Linked DNA regions of Homo sapiens: region 2 is linked to region 1. A link is an interaction called in ENCODE POLR2A ChIA-PET data of the cell type or tissue named here. Cell type or tissue: IMR-90. All regions are shown on one strand. Links, peaks and the distances in the headings refer to the core of each region. The heading gives the core; the rest is flanking DNA. Region 1 has its middle 18 kb from the start of ARL4A. Region 2 has its middle 570 kb from the start of ARL4A.

Region 1 (2,929 bases), core at 303-2,802:
GGAGAGAAGGATATTTCAAAAGAAAGAAAAATGTGGAAGCAAGGTGGGGTGGGGTGGCAGGTGATGAGAGCCCAGATGTGTTTTATAACCATGACTTTGTAAAAGTTTCAATTATTATGGGTGGATAATTAAGTTACTTCCAGCAGCATTCCAGGCCCATAAAGAAGGCAGAGACACATTGCCTCTTTGGCCAGATTTTCAATTGCCCTATTTTCTCTTTTTCGAATTTTCTACCACAAAATTTATTATAAAATCTTATACTCCAGGAGTTGAAATTCTATGTTGCTGAAATTTACACATAAGAAAATAAATAGATAGGAGAATTTTGAGTCAGGGAATAACATGGTTGGGAAAGAATCGTTAATTCAAACCCCCTTCTCCCATCCTCTCCATCTATCTTAGAAGTTATGTTCTCAGTGCAAGGAAAGATATTGCTCACAAATAAGCTAAGTAACCTAAAAAGCAATGTGGGATTTTACATATTTCGTCAAATATTTTAGACTGTTATGTCATCCAACTCTTTGGCCAACATTTTCTCTACTTTTTGACAGCCCATCTCCTACAGAGAACCTAGAAGCCAGTGTTCCCATCTGTCCTTGCAGTTAGTGGTGAGGGTTGGGGGCGCACAAGCATGGGGCCTAAATACCACCTGTCAAATGCAAGCATATCAGGCTTAAATTTGGAGCCAGGGACAATGGCACCGTGGGATCTACTTTGATGAGGACAGTGGTGGATGTGCCCAGTTTATGGAGGTGCCCGTGGCTGAGGCTGTGGCAGTCTTGTCCAGGGCACATCCTGAGAAGTACCAGTCTATGGTGGCATTGCCCAACAATGGCTGCAGGTCTGTCTTTGCTGGCAGTTAATCAATGGTTAAGTTAGAACTTTGTTCTTGACTGTGCAGTCTCTAAGCCTGGCTCTCTGGCCCCCGAGCAGATTCAGAGGGCTCCCTAACATCTTTTTAAGATTACTTTCTGCTTAACTAACCAGAATTGATTTCATTTGTTGGCAGCTAGGAACCCTGACATATACACGCAGACCAGAGTGTTGGATTTGAGGGTTTCTTGAGAAAAAAAAAAAAAAAAAAGATCTTTCCATATAGTCACTTATAATTCTGACCTCAATGAAGGCTATGGTTCCAGGACATTAGTGGATAAAGCAGAAAGTTCCACAACCTCAGAAGAGTCCCCAAAGTGGCTTTGGCAAATAATTTTGGAAACATCAAAAATTTAAGAAAAGGCCAACAACATTTTCTCCCTTCTATATGTGAAATGATTTGTTATCAGAGATCATTAGGATGGAAAAAGAGAAGTCTGGGCCCTTTTAACTTACTTAGAATCATATGTATAGAAAAAGCACAAAGGAAAAAAAAGCAAATTTAAATTTTAGTGTTCCTATGTATTAATTAAATAATTTGTAGTGTGTTTAGGGTTAAAATTATGAAGAAAAATAATATGTGGTGAGATACATGATGACAATGATTGAAAACGTATTGTATTTATTTTGCATGTTTTTATAAATAGCTAGGATATAGTCATGTGTTTATAATTCTCCAGTCTAGTACAGTGCTGGCAAGAAGGCAGTCTCTAAATATTGTGCATATGTACTGATATATTCAATCTTTGTACAAATGCATATTTAATTTACATGACATAAATATCAGGTTGCAAAGTGAATCCATATACATAACACTGTCTGTGTTTATGCTGAAGCTTCACCAGTCACATGGTGTTCAGTTTGGTAAGGAGTCCTAATGTTCAGCCTGGACTGGAATGTATACAAACACAGCTGCCAAAGTGGAGACTTGTGTTTCCATGTGCTGGCACAATGGGTTGCCAAATACCTTTGCTTAATCTTTGTTTAGTTCTCTTCTTTGATGTTGTAGCAGTGCAATTTTTCTACTTTATTTGGAATGGAATTATTTGTGACGTGAAAACATAGTGGACACAATCCTAACCTAAATTGAACCCCTCAAAGGCATTCTGTTGTTTTGTGAAGTCTTGCATATGACACAGGAGATAATCAGTTAGTATATACTAATTGTTTGCAAGTCAGCAAATCTTACTCTTCAGATAACTGGATATTTTGATGCAAAAACTTAGTGAGATCTATTGAAGCCTGATGATCTTTTTCCTTTGAAGTAAAAAAACTGTAATGAATTCAATCAAAATTCAGTTCTCCTAAACATGACATGGATAACAGCCTACATATATATCCTAAAGAGCTAGAGTATTGCAAATTTTTTTAACCTGTAGACATGTGCTAGATTTAAAACTCCTTGTACATGGGCAAGTGTGCAAGTCTTTTTAAAGAAACATGGTTTACCGATAGAAGCCATTTAGTTTTGAGAGATTGCTTTTGCTTTTCTTCCCCCCAGTTCAGTGATTTTTGGTGTATTCACAGAATTGTGTAAGTATCATCAAAATCAGTCTTAGAATATTTTTAGTACACTAAAAAGGAAGTTCACACCCATTAGCAGTCACTTCCCATTTTTTCTTAACTCTACTCCTTCCCAGCCCTAGGCAACCATTAATAGATTTTCTGTCTCTATGGATTTGCCTATACCAGACGTCCATATATATGTGTATATATGGAATCATACAATATTTATATGGAGTCATACATACATATGATATAGAATCATACAACATTTGATCCTTTGTGACTTCCTTTCACTTAGCATAATGTTTCCAAGCATCATCCATGTTATAGCATGCATCAGTATTTCACTTCTTTTTATTGCCAAATAATATTACTTTGTATGGATACACTACATTTTGTTTATTCATTCCTCAGCTGATGAACATTTGGATTGTTTCCACTTTTGGGCTATTACGAATAATGGTGCTATGAACTTTCATATACAAACTTTTGTGTGGACATATGTGATATGGTTTGGCTCTACGTCCCCACCCAAATCACATGTGCAATT
Region 2 (2,929 bases), core at 273-2,772, 590 kb after region 1:
ACTTTCAAGAACATAATCAGGAACCAAAATCAATCATAATGGGATTATTATTTTCTATTATAATTAAATGTTAAATAGAGATATCTAATTGTATCCTCCTAGTTAATTGCATTTATTATTTTTTTTAAATTTATCATAAGCTTCTCTATACTTAATAGTCACCTTGTGTCCTAGAAAAATTAATGTTTATTTTGCTTCTCAAGGAAACAATTAAGGTACTAGAAGAAAATAATCCCCAAATATTCTTCGGAGGCTTAAAAGATCTTTACAGTGTTCTCTCCTGAATACAAAACAGCATCCATATCCCTTCAAGTACATTCCACAGTCTCTTCTCCAATTAGTTTTTCTTCAATCCGGCTGTGTGGTTTTGTGGAATGTTAGTAAAATACCCTATTTCTAAGCGTGTGTGACTCAGTGCGCCTGAAGTGGTGAATGTAGTCCTATGAGAAACACGTGGCTTCTTCTCTGGCACTCTCCTGATTAACCCCTAATATATCCATGTCTCCCCACTTCATAAAATAACAGCATTACCTTACATTCGTACAGTTACCTTACCAAGCATTATTATATCCCTGTCTCATTAAAGCCAAAAACAATTTGAGGTAAAGGTATTATTACTTTCATTGTTACATGACTAAATTGAAATGTAAGGAGGTGTTTAACTTCCCTTAGGTAAAGTAGGCAACTAGTGAATAGCCACACAGGTGCTGGAGGCCTGTGTCCTCATTTGATTTTCCATAGGACCAAGTAACTTGGCTTTGGTATGGGGACATTTTGGGCGGGGCTGTGCCTTTCTTTCTACACCCACATTTATTTGACATTTTCCTTTTTGCAAAGGCAATTAAATAAATGCAAAAGAAATCAAAGTCAACTCCATATTCAAATTATACTTGTGTATTTTAATCAGTTTAAGAAAACATGCAGCCAGTTTGTAAATAAGGAATATCAATCAGATCTTTATAGAGTCATGCTAGTAGAAAATATAGAATTTGTATAAACTATTTGAAGATGTGAGAAGGCATCTCATCACAAACTCACAGCTGACACTATGTCATTTAACTCATTTTCTCCATGTTAGTGTGTCAAATTGTCAGAAATATATCGATGCCTGTAACTTCAATAAGCATAAGACATTGCATAATAATTTGTTAGCAGGGGACAGGAAAGCAAGCAAGCAAGCAAAATGGTATGTGAAAGTTGCCACTTTAATATATGTTTCCAAAATTATCTAGATTTCAATTGTATATTAAACAAAGTGTTGCTTAACAATAAGATGGATACATCTTAAAAATCCCATATACACAAACGTAAAGTATTACTTAACATAAACAAATATATAAATGGTAAGAGTATTAGGCACCCTCAACCAAGACTCTAAAATTACCCATAGAGAATCTTTACCTTCTTCTCTCCTGTGGTATCAAGATTTTCTGAACCATTTGTATTGATCTCCTCCATAAGTGACTGTCCATGTGCAATATTAAGGCACTCATTGTCAAATCTCGAAATAAGAGTCTTGAGAAGCACAGCCCCTAAAGACATATCTCAATGTACTTTTCCAATAAAAAAATGTGTTGAGTATTTCAGCCCCATGAAGAAACATAAATGTATATCATTGTGTTCTCTACCATATTCATATAATACTATGCCTTTTTTTTTTTTTTAAGACAGAATCTTGCTGTTTTGCCCAGGCTGGAGTGAAGTGGCGTGATCTTGGCTCACTGCAACCTCCGCCTCCCGGGTTCAAGTGACTCTCCTGCCTCAGCCTCCCAAATAGCTGGGATTACTGGCACCTGCCACCATGCCTGGCTAATTTTTGTATTTTTAGTAGAGATGGGGTTTTGCCATATTGGCCATGCTGGTCTCGAACTCCTGACCTCAGGTGATCCACCTCCCTCAGCCTCCCAAAGTGCTAGGATTACAGGCGTGAGCCACTGCACCCGGCCAATACTATGCCATTTCAACTGAAAAAGTGGTAGATACGGTTGAAAAGAAACAAGTGAAAGACAAAAGTGGAAGAGTTAGAAAGCAGATGGTATCATCAGCCTCACCAGTGGTGTTAAACATGATGTTTCCTTTATTAAACAATGTAGATGGTTTCCTGTCCCTTCTTCACTTTCAAGGAGCCTACTGCATCAGCTAGTTAGCGTTGGCTGTCTTGATTGGGTATATCTATTATAATTAAATGTTAAATAGAGACATCTAATTGTATCCTCCTAGTTAATTGCATTTATTATTATTTTAAAAATTTATCATAAGCTTCTCTATACTTAATAGTCACCTTGTGCCCTGAAAAAATAATGTTTATTTTGCTTCTCAAAGAAGCAAATTATATTATTATTATCTGCATTATAATATTAACTGTTATTTTACCTGCTTATAATTTAGTAAATTATAAGCAACTAAATTATACGCAAGTAAAATAAGTTAATATTATAATGCAGATAAAAGTCCAAGTATCACAAAGATGATACTAGAAAGCAGACAATGGAAATTAGAATGAAGAGCAGTAGAGCTGTCATTCACTCATGACTAAATTTGTCCATGTTATCTGGTAATGTCTGTGTAGTGTGATGGCCAGTAGATACTGTTTGTGCCCAGCCCAGTTTCCTTTCCCAGGCTAGTGAAGTCTTGGGAGTACTGTAGCTGCTGTGAGCCTTGTCTGCTCATGGTTCACAGCTTCACTTTTGTAGGTGAATTCACTCAGCTGACTAGAGGCTCAGAGACTCCTGTGGAGTTGTGCAGATCCCTTGGGGATAGAACATAGTCAGTGACCTAACTGAGGGAACAAATTTATGGGTACTTTCCCTTCACAATTCCCTGTGAGATCAGGTTGAAATAGATTTTATTTAGTTGCTTCCCCTACCCTGTTGTTCTTCATTTGCTTCCTTACAGGTTTCTCCTAAGAGCACTCCCTCAGTCAAACATT

What was found. ChIA-PET counts read pairs that join two places held together with the same protein. Peaks named below come from ENCODE experiments on the same cell type or tissue, not always from the same donor. Only the 100,000 strongest peaks of a DNase experiment are listed, where the experiment ranks them.
Region 2: POLR2A ChIA-PET joins it to region 1 with 5 read pairs; 3 of 35 experiments call an interaction of 5 or more read pairs at or near these places.

Annotation. Positions count from the first base shown.
Region 1 is chr7:12,668,484-12,671,412 of GRCh38, forward strand. No RefSeq gene overlaps it. Among named protein-coding and RNA genes, the nearest start is that of ARL4A, 18 kb to the right of the region's middle. In IMR-90, for the core only: no CTCF peak of the experiment used is centred there; a DNase peak (open chromatin) is centred at 1,758; H3K27ac peaks cover 601 bases.
Region 2 is chr7:13,257,470-13,260,398 of GRCh38, forward strand. No RefSeq gene overlaps it. Among named protein-coding and RNA genes, the nearest start is that of ARL4A, 570 kb to the left of the region's middle. In IMR-90, for the core only: no CTCF peak of the experiment used is centred there; no DNase peak of the experiment used is centred there.